3 separate regions of the Homo sapiens genome follow, and all the other regions are linked to region 2. A link is a loop called in an ENCODE intact Hi-C map of the cell type or tissue named here. Cell type or tissue: heart right ventricle. All regions are shown on one strand. Each heading gives the region's core, and the rest is flanking DNA. Links, peaks and the distances in the headings are about the cores only. Region 1 has its middle 15 kb from the start of LSMEM1. Region 2 overlaps DOCK4 (dedicator of cytokinesis 4). Region 3 has its middle 39 kb from the start of IFRD1.

What was found. Peaks named below come from ENCODE experiments on the same cell type or tissue, not always from the same donor. Only the 100,000 strongest peaks of a DNase experiment are listed, where the experiment ranks them.
Region 1: a loop joins it to region 2, with 3 times the contacts of the local background. A loop is called at or near these places in 6 of 110 quality-filtered maps.
Region 3: it touches region 2 in a loop (5-fold over the local background); 32 of 110 quality-filtered maps call a loop at or near these places.

Annotation. Positions count from the first base shown.
Region 1 is chr7:112,491,586-112,500,043 of GRCh38, forward strand. No RefSeq gene overlaps it. Among named protein-coding and RNA genes, the nearest start is that of LSMEM1, 15 kb to the left of the region's middle. RefSeq lists a silencer at 5,127-5,340. In heart right ventricle, for the core only: a CTCF peak has its summit at 4,461 (motif pointing left); a DNase peak (open chromatin) is centred at 4,446.
Region 2 is chr7:111,949,542-111,957,999 of GRCh38, forward strand. All of the region lies in intron 8 of DOCK4 (dedicator of cytokinesis 4), which reads right to left. It also overlaps the pseudogene RNA5SP237. Among named protein-coding and RNA genes, the nearest start is that of DOCK4-AS1, 150 kb to the left of the region's middle. RefSeq lists an enhancer at 2,534-3,072. In heart right ventricle, for the core only: a CTCF peak has its summit at 4,273 (motif pointing right); a DNase peak (open chromatin) is centred at 4,288; H3K27ac peaks cover 1,713 bases.
Region 3 is chr7:112,407,699-112,416,156 of GRCh38, forward strand. No RefSeq gene overlaps it. Among named protein-coding and RNA genes, the nearest start is that of IFRD1, 39 kb to the right of the region's middle. RefSeq lists enhancers at 7,432-7,933, 7,934-8,433. In heart right ventricle, for the core only: a CTCF peak has its summit at 3,684; no DNase peak of the experiment used is centred there.

The sequences.
Region 1 (8,458 bases), core at 2,914-5,413, 540 kb after region 2:
GTGTTTAAAAAGTATTGGCTGGCTACAGATAATCCTATGGTAGTCAAATACAGTGGTTGAGAACATGGACTAGGGGATCCAACATCCTGGTTTGAATCCTGGTGCCACCACTTATTGTGACTTTGGGGAAATTAACTTAATTTTTTGTTTTCAGTAAAATCGAATAATTAGAAAATTGATTTCATAGTATTATTATGAGGCTTAAAAAAGGTTATAAATATAAAGGACTTAAAAATATAAAGGACTAACTCAATAAATGTTAGTTGTTATTATAATGATATTATTGTTAAAAGTAGTAGGTGTGGCATAGTGGAAATAACCGGCTACATTTAAACCTCTATTGGTGAGACTAAGGACAAAACATTTTTTGTGGCATGGTTTAAGATGATAGCCACCCTGATCTCTTCTGAGCAAGGATGATGGGGTGAGAGTCTTTTAGCAAAATAACTCGTTAAGTTACGGTATAACAGGCGATCAGTATAAGCAGGAGGGTTTGTTGTTTTCCAAATGATCTAGTCTGAAGAACATAAGGATCCACATTTACCTACCTGCGATGGAGCCAGGAACCTGTCTGTCTGCCCTGGGCTAAGGGCTTGACCCACAGGGTGCACTGGGAGGAGGGAGTGGGACACTAAGGTAAGGCCCAGGAGAAGCAAAAGGAATAGAAGGGACAGCCGAACCAAGACATGTCCTGATAGGAAAATAAAAGAGAGTTTTGCACCATTCTTTGGACTTTGGCTGTGTTCACAAGAGGCTGAGAGAGAGATGATTGTTCTAGTAACAGACTTTATCTCCACACCCTTCCTGATGTTGCCAGCCATTATGGGAGGATCACACATATCTTCTGACTCCAGGTGCAATGTCATGTACTTTGTATTCTGCCATGAGGACCCTGGAAGAATTTTCTTATAGCCCCACAAAATTGTTCTGTGTTGGTAACCACCTATAGGTGGGCCTGGCCCAGCTCTGCATACCGTGCACTGCTGTGACACCTGGAGGCTGTTGGATCTTGGAGCTACCTGGAACTAGGAGGCCCTGGCTTCTAGTAAGGCCACTGAGCTGCAACCTAAGGGGTACAGGGAACTTATCACTCAGGAATAGACCAGGGTCATCTGGCCAGGACTCTGTCAATGGGCACCAATCCCCAAAGCAAGAACAAAGCAACAAGGAGATATGAAAATAACACAAAACAACTGTTTTGTTCTGGGTAACAATAGCCTGGGGAAAAGGGGAGAATCTTGGTGCGCATGTCATTTGGACTAACTGAGGTATCTTGGAGTATATTGTGCAAACCATCATGTTGTAACAAATTTTTATTGCTTAGAAAAAAAATTAATGGAAACAAGTTCTCCTTGAGTCAGGGCATAAAAATAATTTTATTCCAGCTTAACATAATGACCCTATTTATATTCAGGAGAGAAGGATAAGCAAAAGAGATCGATCATCAGAAAAGACTGGTAATCTATCCCCTCTGTGAATGAGTTTGGCCCCAAGAAGCTGTGAAAAGAAGAGAGAGCCTTAGAACTGTGGTCAGGCAGTGTATTTTCTTTTAAGGAAACATAAAAATGTTCTTACTGGAATCCGTGCAGCCACTTATTTGGTGAAGATGACTTATCAGTAATTTTTTTTTTTTACATAGGGAAAACATTACAGAAATGTAATTCTACTTTTTATGAGGATGAAAATGATTTTTTAAAAAGCACATGAAAAAACAACACAGAAGAAAATTCCATTTGATAAATGGGTACTAGGCATATACACTGTGCCCAGCAGTGGTGCCATGCTGTGCTGGACACTACAAAGGGTGTCAGAGGCAGGGAAATCATGGTCCCTTCAAAGAGGCTTCTGATCTGGTCATGCAAATAAGCCATGTACAGGCAACCAGTAGTGATCTGTAATCATGAATCAGAAATAGCAGTTCCTCAGTGTGCCCATCCGAGTATCACTTGAGAGGCTGGAAAGACCCTGATTCTTGGACTGTGGCCTTGGCTATTCTGACTTAGCAGGCATGGGGTGGGACTAGGAATTCCTGTTATGAAGTGCTGCTGTGATGATTCTGGTGCTCGGTTTGGGTGGCTGGACAGATAACGGATTCAGAATAAACTTGGGTTCTGATTCTGGTTCTATGCACGAGTAACAGTGTGGCCTTGATCATGTTCCTTAATTCCCCTGACTTTCAGCATTTTCTTCTGTATCATGGGAGGGTGTTGCTGCTGGTAAGAATAAGGGAGTTGACACAAAGCCCTTCAGTCTCTGTGTTGTTTACAGGTCACTAAAAAATTAAATGAACTTAAATTGTATATTAAAGAGGGTGGCCATTCTGTAGATATTATTTTGAATGTTTAGGCAACACTAGTAATCTCTTGTCAAAGAACCCCCAAATATGTTCAGAAGAACATATCCCTGTCACTTCCTCCTTCACTCATTTTTATTTTCTCTTTATTTCCATCCCATTCCTGTACCTCCGGTCCCACTTGTCTTGACCTCCTCAACTGCACGGAGCTTAGGCTCCAGTTTATGGGGCTGTTGAGGGCTATTTTGATAGCAGGTTTGAGCAAGCACCTGGGAACTCCGAAGGGTGAGGGACCCGAGGAGATCCCAGGCAAGGGGCTTGCTCTACGTACTGCCCCAAGAGAGCCTGAGAAGATCTGGTTGAGAAAAGTAGTGCTGCTCGGGTCTCTGCCTAAGGGAGAGACCCTTAGGCATTAGACTCACCTAGACTCACCCCTAATGAGTCTAATTAGACTCATTAGACTCACATTAGACTCACCCCTGCCTGATCCCACCCACATCAATTACATCAGGATCCACCAAGTCCCATCATTTTGAGTGGGAACTTCCTGTCTTGAGTCTTCTTCTGAAGACGTTTTCTAGACCCTGTGATAGGAGAAGATTGACATTCCCTTCTGGGGATGGTCAGATGTCCCTTATTTGATCTAGCCGTATAAGTGACTTAGAAACAACTCTACTCTTCAGATTTAGTGGGATTAAAAATGTAATCAACCAATATTAAAATATTCAATAATCAATTGGAACCAATGACAGTCATGCACCATGAACTGAGACAAGTGATTGATTTATTCCTCAGGAGCTGAGGAGCAAAACCAAGTGTTAAAGTGAGCAGAGATAGGCTGTTATGTAGTATAGTGCAACTCCTAAAACGGCAAAGAATAAAATTTGTCTTAAATTTAGCTGAGTTTTCTGTCTTTGCAAATGAGTCAATTTGGACAAAACTTGTGTTACCCTTGAATTTCCCTCACCACTTAAGGGAAATCAAAAGAAGTCACATAATCGGTCAGAAAGAAATTCAAGGAAGCATTTACTTCTGTTTCATTTCTTCATTTTCTCTTTTTTTTCCCCCTTCAAGATTAGTATTAACATTAACATGGCTGGGAATTCTTCTGTAGACATTTGCTTTTTGGCCAGCAATGTGGGGAGCAGGATGTGAAGGTGGATAAGAACAGAGACAGCAGCCATGGCATGAAATATAGAGCCCACCTGCAAGGCGGCAGGCAGTGTTTGAAGTCTTCTTAGATGGAGGCAGGCATGAGATATTTCATGTCTTCCCAAGTGGCTAAAGAACAAATGATCTGTGAGAAATGCAGTCCTGAATTTAGAGAGTCATGATCCTAATTCTTCTTCATTTCTTGGCCTCATCTATTCCCTTTTAAATTTTGAAACTTGATTCATTTTTCATGCATGAATTCCCAAAGTAATGAGTTGTAACAGGCTTATTTCATTAGGAACATTCCTTCTGAATGTGCAGTGCTGCTGCCACAGAGCATTTATTGTTTAATGAACAAATGGAGCAGACCAAACAATTGAAAACCAGTTAATAATTCAATTAAGGCTTCTCCAATGCTAAAAATGTCTAATTTGTCATTCCCTAAAGTGATTTTCAATATCGCCAGAATCAGACTAAATTAGAACTCTACTCTGTGTCCCCTTCTCAAACCTAGCAAACTTCTTTAATATTCATAAGTCAGGGTCAGCTTCTGAATTACTGTAAACTTATGTAGAGGCTCAAAAACAGTTTTTTATAGACTCAGAAAAACACTGACGAAAGACATGAGGCAGCCTTTGACATTCAGTCTGGGACCTTTTAAAGAAAACTTTCAGTAGAGATGCTAGAAAACCCAGGTTCTTTCCATATTACTTGGTAAAAATCACAAAGGAATATTTTATAAATGTTTTCCCACCAACTTGATGCAATTCACTCTTCTTTTGAGCCTAGAACTTCATTTGAACCTCTTAGATTTTGCCTTGTAATCGTGTATTTGTGTTGTTCCCTTTGTTTGATTCTGGTCTGGGCATCCCCAGCGTGTTAGTACATTGCTCAATAACGTGAATTTGTTTAATTGAATTAAGCTTGGAAGAGTTTCCAGGCTGTCTGCATTGCCTCTGATTTGCAATTACAGCAAAGTGGTGTTCACTAATAGGAGAGGAGGGACACCTGGTGGCAGTTGGGTACTTCAAGCGAAGGAGGTCCATTTGAAAGAAAGAAGGAAAGTGAGAGGATAGAGTATGTGTGGGATACTGGAGGGAGAGCAAATGGTGGCATCAGACCTAGAACAACTGGGAGCTGCAACTGGAGGAAATGGCCATGAGTAGGCTAAGAGGGCTGTGTAGACAGTGGTGAAAACTGTGGACTTTGGAATTGAAGGACCTGTCTTTGAATCTGGCTCTGCTGCTCACAAGTTGTGTGAGCTTGGCTAAGTTATTTACCTTTCCTGGGCCTTGGTCAGCTCCTCGATAAAATGGGAATAACACTTATCTCACAGAGTTGCTGTGATGATCGAACAAAATGATGCCTAGCACTTGGTAAGCACTGGATTTATGAGAGTGGCTAATCTTTTTATTTGCAGAAAGAAGGGGGAAAGCAGAGTCTGAGGTCCAGACAAGACCTTCTGCTGGCTCTAGAGAGGGGCTGATGGTTCTTTTGGATTTGAGGAATTTTCCTCAGAAGGGAGCTCTCCAATCCCACTTTTAGGAAGGTCTGCACAAGGTAACCTTATCTTCAGGCCTCTTCTGGGAAGAATCTTCTCGTGAAGCACTAGGAATTTATTAAGCTCCAGACGCTTTCATCATGTAGACGTGCATCCCTCATGGACCTTATCTCTAAGTGGGGAAGCAAGGTTACCACACAATGGCAAAATAAGAAAGAAGACATGGTTAAGTGCCCAAATTTATGGCCCAGAAAATAAGAGCTGGAATGGTTCAGGGGAGGGCAGATATCTCCTTGAGCAGACAATAAGCTAACTGCTATCCCAGGAAAGCCCTCAGCCCCATGCAAACTGGGACAGTTGGTCACCCTACCTTTAGAGAGAATAACAGAGCCATCCAGAGAGTTTCTCTGGATGTCTCTACAGAACTGCCTACAACCTCACCCTAACTTTTAGCTTTTCCTCAAGACTCACATCGAGGTAAACTGCTTGTTTTAAGAACTAACCTCTGTCCTTAATTCAGTCTCCTATTCCTAACCCGGGACCATGTTCTATCTAGTCAATTTGTCCCTTTCCAACTGCTAAAACATTTCTCAAATCCATCCCTTCCTCCCTATCCCTACTGTCTGTGCTCTACTTAAGCCCATAATTGTGTTTTGTCCACATGATCACAACAGACTTCCCACCGGTCTCGTAGACTCTGGGTTTGTCTCTTTCGAGTCCTCATTCCACAAGGCCATTAGAATAACCTTCTTAAAAATGTAAATCTATACCCTCCCTAGTAAAAAATCTTTAATAGTTCCCAAATCCTGCTTTGTAGGTTCTTTATAGCATGCTATTTCCACGATGTCTTTGTTCAGAGAGTCCCTTCTCTTTGGGATATTCTTTCTAATCCCTTCATTTCAACATCCCTCCTGCATGTATCCAGTCTTCTCAAACAGACCCTCTAAAATGTTTTTGGTTTTGCTTCCTCAAGGAGTCCTACCCTAATATTTTCAGGCACCAGATGGACTTTGGAGTCAGGTGAACTGGATTAGAATCTCAGTTCTGATTCTTAAAAGCTGTGTGGCCTGGGAAGGAAACTTAACCTCTTTCTCAGTTCCTTCCTCTCTGAAAATGAGGGTGATAACATTGACCCTATAGTGGTTGAAAGGAGATCACGTGTTTGTGAAACACTTAGCATAACTCCTGGTTCACAGTCAGCATTCCACTGGGCTGTAACCACCACGAGGGTAGAGACCATGTCTCTCTTTTTCATCCTTGAAACCTTAGTGCCTAGCAGTGTCTGGCAGACAGAAGGCTTTTTGAATAAATGAGTAAAGAAACAGTAGCTTTTAGGAATGTATTTATATACATATGTATTTCCTACAGTTTCCTCCTTATTAAAATTGCTTGGGGATAAGAAACCTCTAATTTTCCTAGGCTTTCTCTTATTTGCAAATGCATCTGTTTACTCCTCAAAGGTGGATTGTGGATTCTTCATGAAGAAGAATGATTTAACCTGGAAAGATTAGAGATGTCAGTTGACCAGGGAAAGCTTTTCTTAACTTATAGTGACCTTTGTGGAGGAATCCATTGCTTAGTGGACTCTGATGATGCAGCTCGTCCAGTCAAGGTCCACTCTCCTTGACTTTGCAGCTGCTGTCCTGGGGAAGGATGATGAGGGGGAGCTCAGTCAGCAGGTGAGACAGAAAGGGGGTCTTGCAGGAAAAGGAGGTGAATAGATTGTCCTTGTTCTTGCTTTACTCTCTACTCAAATTTGTCTGGTTTTTGTTTGTTTTGTTTTGTTTTCAGATGTAGGACAAAAGAGACATTTTGCTGGTAGTGGTGCAATTCTTTTTTTTTTTTTTTTTTTTTTTTTTGAGATGGAGATCGCAGTGGTGCGATCTCGGCTCACTGGAACCTCTGTCTACTGGGTTTAAGCTATTCTCCTGCCTCAGCCTCCCCAGTAGCTGGGATTATAGGCACCTGCCACCACGCCTGGCTAATTTTTTTGTATTTTTAGTAGAGACAGGGTTTCACCATGTTGGCCAGGCTGGTCTTGAACTCCTAACGTCAAGTGATCTGCCTGTCTTGGCCTCCCAAAGTGCTGGGATTACAGGCATGAGCCACTGCGCCTGGCCTGTGGTGGAATTCTTTACAGTCTGAATTTAGTGCAGGATCAGCTATGTGATTTGTGGAGCCCAGTGCAAAATGAAAATGCAGTGCAGGCCCCGTGTTTATAAATTCTTAATAATTTCAAGATGGCAATAGCAGAATATTAAACCAAGCACAGTGTCCTCTGCAACTGCACAGGCTGACAACCGAAGAAACTGCTCTAGTTTAGAGATTTGACAGACAAGAAAGTCTGTGTGTTCCTGACATTTTCTGCAGTGTTCAGCTCAATTCCTGACTTACGAAGTTTAGAAAAAGAAATACCCAGCCAGTAAGTCCTCTCTTCTTCATAAAGCTCTGCTATGTTCCCTGTGATTTACACCGTCTTGGTCTTTTGGTTTGTTTTGCCCAAGACCCTGAACGTCTTTGCATTATGGTTTCTCCAGGTTTAATTCTTTTTTTGTTGTTGTTTTTTTTTGAGACGGGGTCTTGACCTGTCACCCAGGCTGGAGTGAAATGGTGCTATCATAGCTCACTGAAACCTTGACCTCCTGGGCTCAAGTAATCCTTCTGCCTCAACCTCCCAAGTAGCTGAGACTACAGGTGTGTGACACCATTCCTGAATAATTTTTTAAAAGTTTTTTTGTAGGAATGGGGTCTTGCTTTGTTGCCCAGGCTGGTCTCAAACTCCGGGGCTCAAGTGATCCTCCCGCCTCAGCGTCCTAAAGTGCTGGGATTACAGGTGTGAGCCATTGCGCCACTGGGCTGTGCCACCACTCCGGGTTTAGTTTTTTTGTCTGCCTGCTCTCATCCTTTTTGTTAGAAATTTGAATGTGCACTACATTCTTTCATTCCTACATTCTTTCTTCTTTGCATTTGTTGTCCTTTAAACAGATTTTCCATCTTTAATTCATTTACATTTTTTTTAAACTGTCCTTCTACGGTCATTTTAGTTTTCTCTGGATGCCTTCCAATTTTCATTTTTTCCTCAGCAAATAAAGTGTTTAAAATGGAGTGTGGTGATCTAGGAGCCATGGATGTGAAGGCAGAGCTTAGGCTGCCTTGATCTTAGGAGACCCAGCTTATAACTGGATGGTTCGCTAACCCCCCAGCAACTGTTATGCTCTAAATTAGACCCACTCTTTTCTCATGGTTGGCTTCTGACCCAGTATACTTGGCATTTCCTTTTTCAAGCTTTTCCTACATCCATTTTGTATCAGCTTCCTAGGTGTAGTTTTACTTCCAATTATTTTAGCACTCACCTTTAGTTGAATCTTGATTGATTTTTGACTATTTATTTTCTTTGGCTCCATACCAACTTATTCTTTGGTCTTAATTTTTGACCTAAGAAAAGAAAGTCCACCCATATTGGGTCAGATATTTAGCCCAGGATTCTGCTTTTGGCAGTCAAGGATATTTTA
Region 2 (8,458 bases), core at 2,957-5,456:
ATGCCTTAAGGGGAAGATACAAACAGACTGAAAATGGGTACTATGGAGAAATAAGTCATGTACAGTTCTTTTAAAAGCCAGACTTCTTTTAAAAGAAAAAAGAAAAAAAAAAGGAAAACATCTATGGCCAATAAAAAAAATTCTTTTTATTCATTTGATGACATGCTATTGTTATGCCAACTCAAATCAATTTATCTTCTGCTTTAGTGATACAGCCACTAATCACTCAGCAAATGGTTTTGGACAAAAAAAGACCTATATTAACGTATTTTGGAATCTTTGGATTATTATTACTCACCCACACTGAAATGTTTGGAGAATATCAGAAGGTATGCCTTCAACGCCCAGAAAAAAACTGAACAAGTCAATAATACTGCATTCTTTTTTTTCCTTTCTTTCTTTTGAGACGGAGTCTCGTTCTATCACCCAGGCTGGAGTACAGCAGCGCGATCTCAGCTCACTGCAACCTCCGCCTCCCAGGTTCAAGTGATTCTCCTGCCTCAGCCTCCAGAGTAGCTGGGACTACAGACGCATGCCACCCCACTCAGCTAATTTTTAGATTTTTTGTAGTGACAGGGTTTCACCATGTTGGCCAGGCTGGTCTCCAACTCCTGACCTCAGGTGATCTGCCTGCCTCACCCTCCCAAAATGCTGGGATTACAGGCATAAGCCACCGTGCCTGGCCAATAATATTGCATTCTGGCACATCTTCTGAAATTCTCCAAATATTTTGTGCAAACTTTTGTGGCCACACAGAAATATGTTTTTGACAGTCTATTCTAAGTCTGTTCTATCGCAACTCTGTGGTAAGTATGATCAGATGACAAAATTAGTTTTTGTAAACTTAAAAAATGTCCTTCCAAGATATGCATACCTCCATTACATACATCATTTAGACTTTTTTCCTAAGTGGAAGAGAAGTTTATATGTTTCTTTCCTATTACATGGTGAGCAACTAGAATACAGGCCCATGAGTATTAACCTTTTTGTATCTTCAACTCCTAGTGAATGATTTGGTATTCTTAGATGTTTGATAAGACTAACCAAATACAATCTTTTAGGACAAAATAGAATAACACTCAAATAACTGGAAAGTTTTAATTCTCTCCAAACTTTCCCATTATGTCCTTTACTTTATGGTAGGGAAATGTATGAAACTCTGCAAAAAGATATTTCAATCCATGATGCCTCACGACCTGACTCGAGATTCTCATATTAACTTCGTGGCACCCCAGATTCCAGATTATTCCATTTAATGCTGTCCTCATGAACATTTTATATCTTTATTATATTCAACATACAGTAATAAAAAACTATACTGATATGTTTTCAAATGAGAATACTGTCTTCCTCTTCTTACAGAATGAATAAGCAAATAGAACATTTCTAGAAACACTGAGAAATGAGAGTTGGTATTATTAACAGCAGAGAAAACTCATTATTTGACTTCCCCATATACTGCCATGTTCTTCCAGAGGCAATCTCTCCGCAGGAGAAATTTAGTGTCCACCTGAATTCCATGTATGAGTCATTATAAATCATGATACTATAAATCAAAAATGACTATTTCTTTGGAAATAAAGAAAAACAAACCACAATTATTTATTATTTATAACCTTTCTTCTTCCAACAATGATTTGATGAAATCAGGATAATGAAATAAGAACATAAATAAGCATTCCTGGAAAAAATCATAAAGGCAAATGTGTACCCTGTGCCAGACCCTATGACTTATGCCTTACATAGCTCTTCTCATTTAATTCTCCTCACCACAGTAGGAGGTGGAAACCACTGTTGTGCCCATTTGTCATCCCAGTGAGAAAGCAGAAGCTAGGAGATATTAGATAAGTTGGCCAAAGTTGTGTGGTCAGTCAAGGATGGGGCCAGGATATTAAATTCCAGAGTCTGATTTGAGAGTCTCACCTTTTAACCAAAATGCAACCCTCTCTTTGAAAGAACAGGGCACCTCAGAGCACCAAAGAAGGCATGGTATGGTAGCTCACTACTGGTAATCTCAGCACTTTGGGAGGCTGAAGTGGGAGGATCACTTGAGCCCAAGAGTTCAAAACCAACTTGGGTCAACATATTGGAAACCCCATCGCTACCAAAAAAAAAAAAAAAAGAAGAAGAAAGAAAGAAAGAAAAAAATTAGCCAAGCATGGTGGCACATTCCTATAATCCCAGGCACTCAGTAGCTGAGTAGTCCCAGCTACACAGAAGGCTGAGGTGGGAAGACTGCTTGAGCCTGGGAGGTCAAGGCTGCAGTGAGCCATGATCGCACCACTGTACTCCAGTGGGGTGTACTCCAGGGGTAAGACCTTGTCTCAAAAAAAAGAAAGAAATGGACAAAGAAGAGCAAAACTAACTATGTCACACAAACCAAGAGTTTTTGTGTGAATATTCTTAATAAAATTAAAACATAATAATTACAAATGGCCAAGCACAGTGTCACACTCCTGTTGTCCCAGCTACTCAGGAGGTTGAGGCAGGAGGATTACTTGAGCCTAGAGGTCAAGTTCAGTCTGGGCAAGATAGCAAAGTCCCTGTCTGCGAAAAAAAAAAAAAATCAACCAAATAAATGAATAAACAAACAAAACTGCATGAAGCCAAATGAAAAAAACAAAAAGCCACAACATATCTGTGTTTATGGAAATTACACCTGTGACCAACTGCTCAGTTGAACTACTGATATTCTGATGTACTCAAAAAGACCTCTAATGATGACAAGTGTGTTTCACAGCATAGTGTGGTAGAAATGTTCTTCCTGGTCATGCAAATAATATAGGAGGCACAGTAGGGATCTGAAGGTCCTGATGGCTTCTCTTCTGTTTCTCAGTAGGATGCTTCTGTCCTCTGTGCCTCCTTGTAAACCACTCAGTAGAAGTAACCCTTCAGTTGGGAAGGCCAATATCAAAAATTTTGACATTTTACATGAAATATATTTTTATATTTCACATAAAAATTGTTCTATCTTTCTGCATGGATTTATATTTATCACTTTTATAGTTCACCTCACATAAGAAGTAAAACTGTCTAGTGATTCAATGAGCATGAAAGTTACACAACATGTACTTTTATCCAAAAATATATGACTGGGTAATATCTTCGGTTGAAACATGTTGTGAGAAAGATTAGCAAGCTAATCAATCCACAAAAAATTACAAAGAACGCTTGTAAAATAATTTTCAACAGTTAAATATCATTGAAATAGATTTATGGTCTCCAAGAAGAACAATAACAACAGAGAACACATTTAGACGGTCATGTTCTATTAAACTAATTGGAAAAACAACTGTCATTTTTTTTATACTCAAACCAATTTTACAAAAACAAAAACAAAAACAAAAATCCCATGTAGCATATCTGAAAAAGCAGTCATTTGTCTTAAATTGAACTATGCTAATCTGGGCACAGTGACTCACGCCTGAAATCCCAGCACTTTGGGAGGCAGAAACAGGCAGATCACTTGAGCCTCGGAGTTCAAGATCAGCCTGGGCAACAGGGTGAAACCTTGTCTCTACAAAAAATTTAAAAAATTAGCCCGGTGGGGTGGTGCATGCCTGTGATCCCAAGTACTCAGGAGACACAGGTGGGAGGATCACTTGAGCCCAGGAGGCAGAGGTTGCAATGAGCTGATATCTGGGATAACAGAATGAGACCTTGTCTTAAAAAAAAAAAAAATTAACTACGCTGTTTGAAGAGTGTGAGGATAACAATTAATACCCATTCTACACTGAGTAGGTGTGAAGGGAGACACACCAGAAGCTAAGGGGTGGTAAGATGGACGAAGGAATAATGAGAAGAGCTAAGAGGATGGTTCCAGGGTGCAGTGCTGACCCTAGAGCCTCTCCCTAAAAGGCAATAGAATACAAACGTAAGGTGATCTGAATTGTTTCTATTTCACTGCTTCTCCTGCATTCTGTCAAATGTTTTCTGATTGCCTAACAGTGTAAGATATGTCCAATAATCTGCTGTGGGAGACCAGAATACGGCACCCCAAAATATACTTCTTTGGCATAAGAATTGTTGAGCTAAAGGCAATTAAGAAGTAGGTGCTGTAAAGCTCTCTGCCTTCCCTCTAATTGCCTAAAGGCAATGCATAGATTTACAAAAACAAAAAGAATCTTGCCTCTCTTAGACCATGTAAGTACTAACAGGCCTGGCCTTGCTTAGTTTCTGAGATCAAACAAGATCAGGCACATTCAGGGTGGCATGGTCATGGGCCTGCCCCTTCTTCTACCAGGGAGAACAAAGGTTAACCACAGATGACAATTTTAAACGTTACAGGCCTGGAGATGGCACCAGAGGTATCCCTACCAACACTCTTTATCAACTAGCCTTTGTCTGCCAGTTATTTGCCTTCCTAGAAGTTGCCTCCCTAGAGACTTCAAGTCCTGTTTGGTCTTGTCATTTCTCCAAAATGTACTGTTCTTTCTTGAAGACACTATATAAGCTGGAATTCAAAGCCACCTCTTTGAGAATTTCTCATTCCCTATGTATTAATATATCTCATTTATGTATGAAATATACATGTTAGTAAACTTCTGTTTTTCTCTTTTTAATTTGTCTTTTGATAAAGAGGACCATTCCAACTAAGAATGTATGAGTGTTAAAGAAAAAATTATTTTCCTTCCCAAAACTGTGAAGAGAGCTGTTACTGTGGTCTCGCCTAGAATAACAAAGGACAATTCAGAAAAGCTCAGGCCGCACTATAAATTGCTCTATTTATGCCCCCAAGAAACCAGTGCTACCTCTGTCCAGGCAAGATACTTTGGGAAGCAGCTGGAAGGTGTGCTGGCAGTTCTGCAGTGGCCGCTGGACTACGGGGCTTTGGTGCTTATGATGGCAGAGATGAAGGACATTCGAATAGATGCCCTATGTACAGGGAATGATCAGTGGTAAACAGAAGAGACCCAAGGGCCTTCTAATTCAGTGGTTCCCAACTGAAAGATTCTCCCCAGGGCCTGAAAGCTTAAGGGAATGAATAACTCCTCCCTCCTCAGGCCCAGTCCCAAGGCGCAAGACCCAGCAGCGTGCGTCAGCAAGATAGCAGAAGCAGGAAGAGAGGTGGCCGGAAGACACATACCCCCTGAAGATGGAGAGGGAGACTGTCCGGGTACTACGTAGCTGTCATGTCAGACTGGGACACTTCCTGTTTACAGAGGGCTATAAAACCCCTGCCCCGTCCTCACATGGGGCTGATGCCATTTTAGGCCTCGGCCTGTCTGCACCCAGGCGCTCATTAAAACAGGGTACTGCTCCACACTGCCTTGTGTTGTTTGTTGGCGTGCTCTCAGGGTTCGAACCGATACAAAGAGCCTCGCACCAACCTGATTGTGTACAATATTCTCCTGGTGAGCTGTATAAAGCCCAGGCCCCACCCTGGAGATCCTGATTGACTGGGTCAGGATGGACCTAAAAGCTTCCTGTTTGTTTAAAGCCCAGCCATGTTAAAGGACCACTGTTTTTACCCAAAAGCCCTAGTCTTAATTAATCAGAATTGCTGACTGTTTTATGATAGTCATGTATACCAGAAAACAGGCAATGTACGCCTGGTATCTTAGGGTCGAAGACTTTTCCCCTCTTCCTCCCAACCACATGAGAACACAAATGACAGAGTTTTTCCTTGGCAATAAATGAAAGCAACTTCTCAAGCAAGTCTTCCTAGATAAGATTATTAATGTGCTTTCTAATTTTAAAACTAAAGCAAAGTTAGAGTCATGAGCTCTTCTGATTAAAGGGAAATGGAAAGAGGAAGATCTCTGATACAACTGTTTCCAGAGTTTACTTAAAGAGGAGATAGATGATGTTTTCTTTTAAAAATATTAATGCTCAAGCCCATATTCACCTTACAAATAATTGAGTGTTGAGGACTATGCAGCCAAATGATGTGATGGCTTTGTTGGCACATAAAGAATTTGGGTTTAGTTGAATGACACAACAGGAGACATATTTTTAAACTATAGCCAATTCCATTGCCAATTTTGAATAACAAGCCAATTCTTTCTTACTAGTCAGGATGATTATTGTGTACAATATTCTCCGTCACGCTATTTGTCTTTGCAGAAAAATAAAGATATCTGAAACAAATATCTCTGTTTTTAGGAAAGGTAAAATTTTAGGAAAGAGTTTTTAGGAAGGTAAAATTCAATAAAAAAGGAATATAATACTCTTTAAAATTATAAATAATGTTCAGATCAGCTGCTGTTTCACATCTTCTGTGCTGTTACCAGATTAAGCAATTGGTGAATTAAAGAAATGATTTTGACTGACTGTTGATTTAAGAAAAACAGCTGTGACTTTAAGTTCAGAAGACTTGAGACCTTAGAAATCTTGAAGTTCGTTTCAAGTAAAATCCTTAGAAAAAGGCCTGCTGTATAACTAAACTGAGAAAAATACTTGCTTGAGTCTCTCTCTGGAGAACTCATTAAGAATTTCACTAAAAAATGAGTTCCTTAGAGAAGTAACCAAAAGTAGGCACAGAGAGGATCTGGTCAACACAAACAGGGACCATGAAATGAGAAAGCCTCTATGTAGGCAGAATGCGTTCTGCTTATCATTCTGGGAATTTATATCATTTGATCATTGTAAACACTGTATCTTTGACATTTCGTGAGAAAAGAATCACTCTGATCTATATTCAGAAATTATTCTGACCTTTCTAACATCTTTTCATTAGGAATGTCTATAATAAGGAAAGTTAAAGTAAAGTAAACCTGAGCTCTTTATAAGTACTCTGAGTTGAAGCATGCAGTTTCTTAAAAAGGCAGAAAAGCCATAAATAAACACAGAATAAGTATAAAAATCCATGTCATTCAAGCCCTGCAAAAACAGTAAGTATAATAAATCGTTCATGCATTTACTATCTTAGAGAGATTTTCTTTTTTTCATGAAATTATGTCTGTGAAAGGAAAATAAAAACTTGGGACCCCCAATTCACTCTGCCAAAGGGAAGAAGATTAAGCTGAAAGCTGAGTCACGCAAGAAGCTGCCTTTCCTTTTGCTCCTAAGCAGAGAGCTACAGATAAGAGGTTAAATATCTCCACAGGTAGTTACTCTATGTTCACCTTATTGTCTGTAAAGTGTTCATTTACTGAGCGTGAGATGAATACATAATTGACTATTCCCCTATCTATTTCTTTTCTCTTGCAACATGTGGATTCAGTAATGTGACCACCTTCTTCTTTCCCCTCCAGCCTGCCTTTTCCCTTTAAATATGAAGTCTCAATATTCTCATCTTCAGAGAAAGGCACAGACCTGTCTCCTAGGTGCATGCCCTTAACCTTGGCAAAATAAACTAAATTGACTGAGATCTGTTTCAGATACATTTTGCTTTACAAGCCAAAATCAAATTTCCATTCCAATAGCTTTTACTGATGGACACAACATCTTACTGATAGATTCTTTATATTCATTATAACTTTTAAAAATGAAAATGATCTAAAGCATCATTAAATACTATTTATTAATTAGATGACTCATTCAACTGTATTTTTTGAAGATCAGGTGCTTTTTTAACCTGGGAGCTACAAAGCTTAACTGATAGGAAAATGTTAATGCTTATGAGAACAGGTATATTATTTTCTGTTGAAGTCTATAGTTTATATACTTCTAAAAAGAAATCTTTGGTACTGAAAAAGTTAGGAACCATTGCTTTAGACATGTGAAATAAAAATCGCATATTGGATACCATACAAAGGGCTGATACAGAAACTGGTGAAATAAGGAAATGATTTTGATTTATTGTTAAGAAATGTGAAATACTTTTGTAAAATAAAAATTGCATATTGGGCACCATACAAAAGGATGATAAAGAAACTGGTGAATTAAGGAAATGATTCTGACTGACTGTTGATTTAAGAAAGATAGCCATGACTCCAAGTTCAGAAGACTTTAGAAATCCCAAAGTTCATTTCAAGTAAAATCCTTAGAGGTATACTATATAACTAAACAACCTGGAAAAAATACTTGCTTGAGTATTTTGAACATCAGTAGACTACAAGCTGTGTCTACTAGCAAAGTTTTATCTTTGGAAAAGGAACTAACAAGGACTGCATCAATGATAATTGCTTTGTTAATCTCGAATCGTCTTACAACATATTAATAAATGGCATGAAGGCAGGAATTTTTTGTTCCTGTTTTATTCAATGATGTGTTCCCAGTGTCCAAATGAGTGTATGGCCCTGAGAAGGACAGTAAGAATTGTTTGCTGAATAAATAAATGAATGAACGAATGAACATCAGCAATTCCACAAGAACAGTGTGAACTTCATAAAGCTCAACTGAAATAAAAAGAAGATGCAGTCTCTATTTAATTTGTAGTCCAAAAATCTCTACATGGAAATACTTAGGGAAAGATGCTACACATTTATCTGACAATTTTTATGTACTTTTTTTAGCATGACAGTGTTTGCAAATGATGTTTCCCCAGAGACAGGGCTGAGAGCACAGTTCTTAT
Region 3 (8,458 bases), core at 2,141-4,640, 460 kb after region 2:
AAAAAATCTTGAAATGATTAAGTTGAACTCTATTTGATCTGTTTAGATTTACCAAGATTCACTCCTCTGGCTCTGACCAACCTTACTATGTATTGGAAGCCACAATCCCTCCCTTTCACTCCCATATGCCAATTCTGAACATTTTTCTTCCTTGAAAGGCAGACCTAGGAGAACAAGGCCCTAGGACATGCAATTCTATTTCTTGCCTGCTTCTTATCTCACCTTTGAGTTCTAATTTAATGTCTGAGGAATCATGTACTTGTTGACCTGGACATTTCAAAGGAGCTCCCAGGCTGGAATCACAGCCTGTTAAGCCTTAGGGTAACATCTCCTAAAAGACAGCTAGCAGTCATTTCCATACAAAGGCTCCAAAGACAAAACACACACCTGCTTGCCAAAATTCACACTGTACCTGGGCGTGCCACCTGAAGGCACACAACGACTGCTTTCTTGAGACAGGGGCACAGCTCACAAAATGGACCTCAACATCCCAGGTTCCTTCCACTGGCTCGTTTCTCAGGGCTTTGAATCTCCTTCTGTTTACAAGTTTTATATTACTCTTAGGCTACATGCCTCTGAAAGTGAGGCCCCTGGAGTGAAATATGGTGTGGTGAGACAGGGCCAGGTAGGTAAGGGATAACCTGTGAAGCAGATGATTCCTACTTAAGCTCCTAGAGAGAACCTAGACTATACTTAATAAATACTTTTGGCTACTCTTAGGATGGTTAAGATGTCCAAGCTGTCAGTTTAAGCTTTCCTGCTTTGAAGTTGCAGGAAGAACTTGATGTCACACTGCTCTTATCTTTTGACTTTAATTAAAAGCTTCTCCATTTCACCCCAAATCCTGCCTAAGAATCCAAACATTCCCAGGTAGCAGATCAACTTTGTGATGGCCAATAGGCTTTTTTCAATGATTGCCTGTGGATGTTCAAACTAACATTATGGAATGAGCTGCCCTCAAACAGACTGTGTTGGATTTTCTTTTCTTGCCCTGTGGACATCTTGGGCACATGCCCTCTGTTTCTGGTCTCTTTCAGTTATTAGAACAGTCTTGTTTTCAGGTATTAAAAAGTCTAGTTCAGCTGAAAACTTCCCCACCCCTACCCTTTGTGGGTCTGACCTGCAGTTGCCCAGAGCAGCAATGGGGAGGGACATAGGGGTCTATCTTTTCCCTTCCTCACTCCCTGCCTCTGTCTCCTCTAGGATTTGAATGTGGAAGAGGATGGCAGGACAAGAAGCTCCTGCCTTTTAATTTAGCTCTTGCTGTTTATAGTTGTCTCTCAGAAATCAAATGCCCTTTGTGGGCTGGGCATGCTGGCTCACACCTGTAATCTCAGCACTTTGGGAGGCCACAGTGGGAGGATCACTTGGGGCCGGGAATTTGAGACCAGCCTGGGCAACATAGAAAGACCTCATTGCTACAAAAAAAAAAAAAAAAAAAAAAAAAAAAATTAGCCAAGCGTGGTAGTGTATGCCTGTAGTCCTAGCTACTCTGGAGGCTGAGGTGGGAGATCACTTGAGCCCAGGAGTTTGAGGTTACAGTGAGCCATGATTGTGCCACTGCACTCCAGTCTGGGTGACTGAGCAAGACCCTGTCTCTAAAAACAAACAAACAAAAAAGAAATGCACTTGTTATAGGGAATGTCCAAATGCCAGGCTTTCTTTTCTCTCCTGGGGCACTTCTGAGGACAGCCCTCCCCCTGCCACCACCCACCAAAGATCTTCTTATTACACTATTTTCTGACCCAGGTACTGTCCTTGTGTCTGATTTCTTATGACTTCCCCTCTGGTCCTATTCCAAAGTCCTCACCTGGGGTCTCCTCGTCCCTGCCGGCATCCTCTTGAGCAGGGTCCTCTGAAGATGGTTCTGGTCTGATGGCCCTCTGTGATGTCAATTTGGTCCATGGAAAGCAAACACCCTTGTCCACCATTGGGAGGAATGCTGCTGGCTCAGCCATAGTTCTCTGTTCTTGCTCTGGCAGCTCCATACAGTCCCTCGGTTCACACCCTTTTGGGCGAGAATCAGGTAACAATCTCTGTGTTCTTCAAACTCTGGGGGACATGTGTCAAGTTTCTTACTTTGGTCTCATGGCAGTCCCTTCACCAGCCTCCTTTTCCCCCTAAAACATTTCATTGTAGCCTGACACCTCCTTCAGTAAAGTCTTCCTTGATCCATTTCCTTCATAGTATTTCTTCACTGAACTATACTCTTAATATTTTTATACTTTTCTGTATGTATGCTAGACTTCAATAAAAATGCTTGTTTAAGCATTTTCAAAATAATCTTGTATTGAGAGTTACCCTTATCTTAGCTTTAAATTGCTTTGCTACAATCTTTGACAAGTTTAGGAACACATATATGTGAAGGGAGCTCCTTTACCTACATGAGGACCTAACTTGGGGTTCTTTTAAAGCAGTGGTAAGCACATAGTTAAATGACTTGGGGGGCTTATTTGCAGTCACCATTAACTAAAATAATGAGGCAACTTCTGTGTACCCTGGAGAGTCTAACAGAAAACAGAGGTTTTCAAGGGCTCCAGGCTGCATGTGAAAAAATCCCAGCAGCTAAGAGCTTGTAATTTGACATGAGAGTAATGCATATTTGGTTTAGTTTCGTAACTTCAGACTTTTTGAACCAGTTTTTTAAAACAGACATATATGAACTCTCTGAAATCAAGATGATAAGTCATCTGAACTGAAGAGTAAGCTAAATGACTGAAGAGCACTTTGTCATCTCAAATGGAAATATTTGGGGACCCTTTTTCTTAAATACTAAAGACAATGAAAAATGCCTTAGTTTTTTTGAATTTTACTTCTCACTAATCGCTGCCTCAGAGATTGTGTCTGTGATAGAAATAAAAACTTGTCTTTGGGAAGATGAGTGTGTATTTCTAGGTATCCTGCTGGTGCCTTAGCAATTGTTCTGTAAACCCAGCAGCGTTGCCCCCCAACCCCCCCAACTATTCTGGGTACCAATGGTAACACCTATGCCTTGGTTGAAAACTCCCACCATCACCTGGAGAAACTCTTTTATCTCACTGGATGGCCTTGAAAGTCAAGCCACATCCTTGTTGTCTTCTCTGGGTATTTTCTTTTTAAAGTAGGAAGGACAGTTCGGGAAGGTGACCTTCTGATGCAGCTCTTCACAGTTTAACATGAGGCGTAACAGCTGTGTCCTGTGAAATAAGCAACTTCTCCAAACAAGCAACAGTCCTTATTCATCATTCAGATTTTCAGAGGGAGATAAAAATCACTACTTGAAGTTAGCAATGGGTTAACCAAATTTGCAGACCACTCATTTTAACTTATTGTATAACTGTGCGATCTAGAAGGTGGAAAGACACAGTGTAATGGCTTATAGAGGAGATTATAAGAATTAGCTCATAGGTTAAAGATTTTCTGATGAGTTACAAAATGGATTTCACTCACAGGGGCAAATCTCTCTCATAATCCTTGAGGCATTGTACAAAAAAATAAAAAAGCACAGTTACTTTATGCACAATAGTTTTGACATTTTATCAGCATGCAATTAAAATCCCTTTGTCTAAAGTTCTGGTTCTAAATTCTTGAACAGATAGAAGCCCAGAAAGGACTGTGTTATGCATTTTAGAAAGAAGAAATTAATTTGACAACTCATAGAGTTTCGTCCTGGGAGGGAGCGAGTAGTGCGGTGCTGCACTCTATGGGCTGCTGCAGAAACATACAGGATGCATTTTGTCTATCTGCCAAGAAAGTCTTCCCGAGGAAATATCTTCAATCAATTCTCTGGAATAATCTGGCAGCCTGCTCAACACAGATTCTTCTTTCAACAGAAAGAAAAGAGAAATACAATAAATTAAGCAATAGAGGGGAAAAGTAGAACTTAAATATGTTAAAACTCCTCTGGTGGGTGCTGTAGACTGAAAGTTTATGTCTCCTGCAAAATTCATATCGTGAAGCCCTAACCCCTAAATGTGATGGTATTAGTGGGTGGGGCCCTTGGGAAGTAATGAGGGTGAAGCCTCATGAATGGGATTAGTGCCCTTATAAGAGGAAGAAGAGACCACGGACTTCTCTCTCTCTTCACTATGAGGATGCCGCAAGAAGGCAGCCATCTGTAAGCCCAAAAGAGGGCCCTCACCAGAACCCAAGCAGCTGGCACCTTGACCTTGGACTTCCCAGCTTCCAGAACTGTGAGAAATAAATGTTTGTTGTTTAAGTCACCCAGTCTATGGTATATTGTTATAGTAGCCCCAATTGACTAAGACAAAGGTGTTTAAGTGAAGTGAAGAAGAAGTGAAGTGAGGAAAAGGAAAACAACAGGAAAAGCAAGTTGCTGTTGCTCACACATTCAAAAACCAACTTGGATTTGTTCAAGTAGAAAAATCCAGGCAATCATAGACAAATGCCCCAACTTGGAGTTTGGGTGTATATTGCAATGGCATGGATATAAAAAGGAAAGCACAATGGTGTGTTTCCCCCATTGGCTTATCTGGTTTCCGATAATGAAAAAGAGTTTCACAAGCCAGTGTTTGCTCTTCATTAGAACACAGAATGAGACAAACAACGGTTCTGTGTGACTAGATTGTCTGCACTTGAAAGTTTGAATGCCAGAGGTTCTTTTGGGATGTGGCATTAACATGCACTTTAATCTTCTAGGACTTCATCAAATCAGGGAAACGTGCAAAATAGGAGAGAAAACACTTAAACATTAAAAAGGCATCAATTCATTTAATTTATTTAGATATATACTGACAATATGGTCTTTAGATATTATCATTGGTATATACATTTGAATTGGCTTTTTCCCCTCCATTTGGGAGCAGTTTTGCTGATATAGTTTTACTTTTTTTCTCAGATTTCACATGATCAAGAGTATGCCACTGCTGGTTAGATGGGACTGTGATGGATGTCTGATTTTAACAAAATTTGTTCTAAACTAGACTCGTGTCCTTGACCTTCGCCTTATTACCTCCATTCTCTACTAAAGTCATTATAAATTACTCTTAAATGCTAATTTTCTCTCAGTTCCAAAGATTCCTAGAGTATAGAAAAGTACTGAAGAAAGGGTCTTAGAAATGGGCTTGCTTGATTTCCTAATTTTAGTATTGAAAATCATGTGTCCTGGATTATAATCTATGGCTCCCCACAACTCAACTATTTCACATTGAGTCTTATTCTCTGGATCTTGTTCACTGAAAATCATTAGGCTCTTCTGTAATCACAGCAGTGAGTTGGTAATGAATCAATTAGCAGCCTATGGATTCTTATCTCATAAAAGATCAGAAAAAGCACTGGAGAAATCTATGAAACCTGGTGTGCAAAGAATGCCAGCTACCTCAGGTTAGTTGACTTCAATTCAATGAGACAAAAATAGCATTGATCATCTACTCCACCAATAGCTGTTTCTTATTTCCAATCTCTCAGTGCCACAGTTGGGCTTAAATCTGGCCATTATTGTAATCTAGCAGAGAAACACTGTCCTTAGGCTTTTGTGAAATCATTTGGAAGAAATGATTAATTGGCCACTGAATAAGCATCCTTCCCCCATTTCACTTTTGGAAGCAGGATTCTTTGTTCTGCAGCAATGGGCCCAATAGTAGCAATAATAAATATACTTTTGCAGCCTTAGGGTATGAACCCAGGACCGATTTAAGACAGGAAAAGAAGTCTTGTTCCCTTGCCATGGAGAAGGCCTGTGACCTAGTTCTGGCTCATGAAATATAAGAGCAAGTGTGCCGGAGGAAAGACTTTCCTCCTGATAAAGCAAGAGCTGCATGAGAAGAAAGTTACATTTGCCCACTCTCATCCCTTCCTGCTTTATGGAGCTGTTTTGTGAGGCTGCAGGCATCTTGTAACCATGAGGTGTTAATTCTGTGGATGAGACCCCTGAGAGCTGACCATACCTGGAAGAGCCTAGCTCTGAACTTCTTGTTTCTTAAGGTTTAAGCCTCTGCACTTGAATGTTCTGTTAGTTAGAGCTGAATGCGTTCCAGCTGCTACAGATGGTCGAAAGTCTGAGTAGGAGGTAATGCTTCTCCATGCTGCTGCCTGGAGGAGTATTAGAATTTGGCCATCCTACCTTCTATTAATTGCTGCCTTCTTGATTGCCACTTCGATTGCACAGTGCCCTAAGAGCCCTAAGGAGTATAGTTCAGTAAAGCCTGGGGGTGTGTAAAAGCAGCCTGTATTCACAATTGAAGTTGGGCTTTAAATGTGTGGTTTGAAGGGTATCACCATTCTCATCTAGCGTATAAAATAAATAAAATAAATTTATTATCCGCTTTCAGTCTGAAATTCTATTTGTGAAGCTTATTCCTAGAGTGTTCAAGATTTCTTTCTTAAATTATGTGTTTTCTTGAATGGAGACCAGCATCCTACACTCTTATCAGCTCCCATGTTAGCTGAGATGGAGAACTAACTGCAAACTGGGGATAAAATAAATAGAATTTTAGGACCTATGAGTTTGTAGAAATCTTTGAGATCATCCAACCTCACACCTTTATTTTGTAGATTTAAAAGAAAAGCCAAAAACTGTGGACCAGAAAGTTTCAATAGTTTACTGGATAATGTCCATAATCCAGGTTTCCAGGCTTCCAGTCCAGGGGATTTTTTTAATCTTGTTGTCAACCCAGATTAAGTGTGTGAACAGCACATTTAGAATGCCCGATGGAAGCCTGCTGCCATTTCTCTACCTGGGTCTGGAGTCTGTGGGCTTGAAAGTTTATTTGAATAGTTGGCATGCTTTTAGCAATGGAGGTGGGGGTGTGGGGCACGGCATAAAAGGAGGAGCTGATGGACATCGGAGGGAGCAGACACATGGCCACTGGCCTCTGGGTTTTGCTGACGTCTAACCCTGCATTTGCCCTATATCTATGGGAAAGGGCAGGTGCTTCTTTCACTCTTTCTTACTTGATAGACTACATATATGTTTGTTTTGAATAATTCATCTATTTAACAAATGTCATAACATGCTACCTTTATGATAGACTCTCATTCTTTTAAAAAGCCTATTTCTGAGGTTTAGAAAATAAATCACTGCTATGTGTGTTTATAAATGTTTCAGTTTATCTGGGATCTTCAAATAAAAATGTTTCTTAAAATACTAGGTTAAATATTCCAAAGAGGTTCCCATATTTTGTCAAGCACTTATGGATCTATAAAGGCATGCACTGTTTAAATAAATTCTGACTTTTTATAAAAAGGCATGAATTTATTGCAGTGCCAACAGTAGTCAATCTCTTCTTTAGATATGTAGTTTTAAAATATATTGTTTCAAAAGAGCCAGATTCGTAACTGTTTTTGTGATTTGTTTTTGCTTAGACACCTACACAATCCTTCTATTCCAAACAATCTTCAGGTCATAAATCTTGGAATGGTTTCTGTGTTCTCTTGCCCTCTGCTGGCTAAATTGAGATCTTTCTTAGAACATGCCAATCAGACACACCCCGTGGGTCACAGATATACATCCTCCATCCTGCTCGTTTTTGGGTCCATTTGGCAAATGCCTCCTCAACAACTTTTATGCCAGAGATAAAAATCTAGCTTTAGATCCCCTGCTTCTCATCAAGATATCCATGACCTGGTGACTCTAGTTTATAACATCTGTCTGTTCTCAAGCATCTTTTGTATTTACCCCTTGCATCCTATGATTAGCAACTTATTATATCTTATAGCATTCCTGAATTGTCTCTGCTACATAATTAAGTAAATTATCATGCCAGTGAGTAAACATAAGATGTAACAATCTGTCTTGCTTATTAGTTGCTTGTTGTTTGTCTTGTTTCCCCAGTGTGACTGTCATCTCTCTAGGCTTTCATTCAACCCCATCAACTGGATCCCAAAGAGCCCTCGGCCATGGAAACTAGGCCCCTACACCTCTCCCAGACCTTCATGGGCTGCTGAAGGGCCCCTGGTGCCTGCTGTAACCGTGGCATTCACAGGCATCCCCTAGTCCCTCTGCAGTAGAGGGACATGGGGCAAAGTAGAGCACACATGCTTGGGGAAGTTCAGCCCTTCCCCAGTGGGCCATGCAGAAAAGGGTGAAGCAACACACGATCTGAGACCTGTGTTCTCCCCTCTCCTGCGGGGGGTGAACCCCAGCTGACATTCTTGAGGTTCTCCCACTGCTCTCTCCTCTCCCTCATGTAATACTCACAAGACTGGTGTTGTTCTGGGGTAGGCTGTGGAGCAACTCCTGCTCTTGAATGCCTCCTCCTCCATTTACATCTAAATTGAAATCTTTTTCAATTACTTTGTCTCCCAGTTATTCTGAAGATACATGTTATTTATTTATTTATTTATTTATTTATTGGCTCTCTTTGTTGAACTGTACTTTTTTTGTGCAGAGAGAAGGTGTATGGAGAGATTTGAATTTGGGTGGCTGGCGTTATTATCATATGGGAAATGGCAGAAGTTCTCTTCTGATGTTTTGCATTGTTTTGTTTTGTCAGTGAGGTAGAAAACAAGACAACCAGCT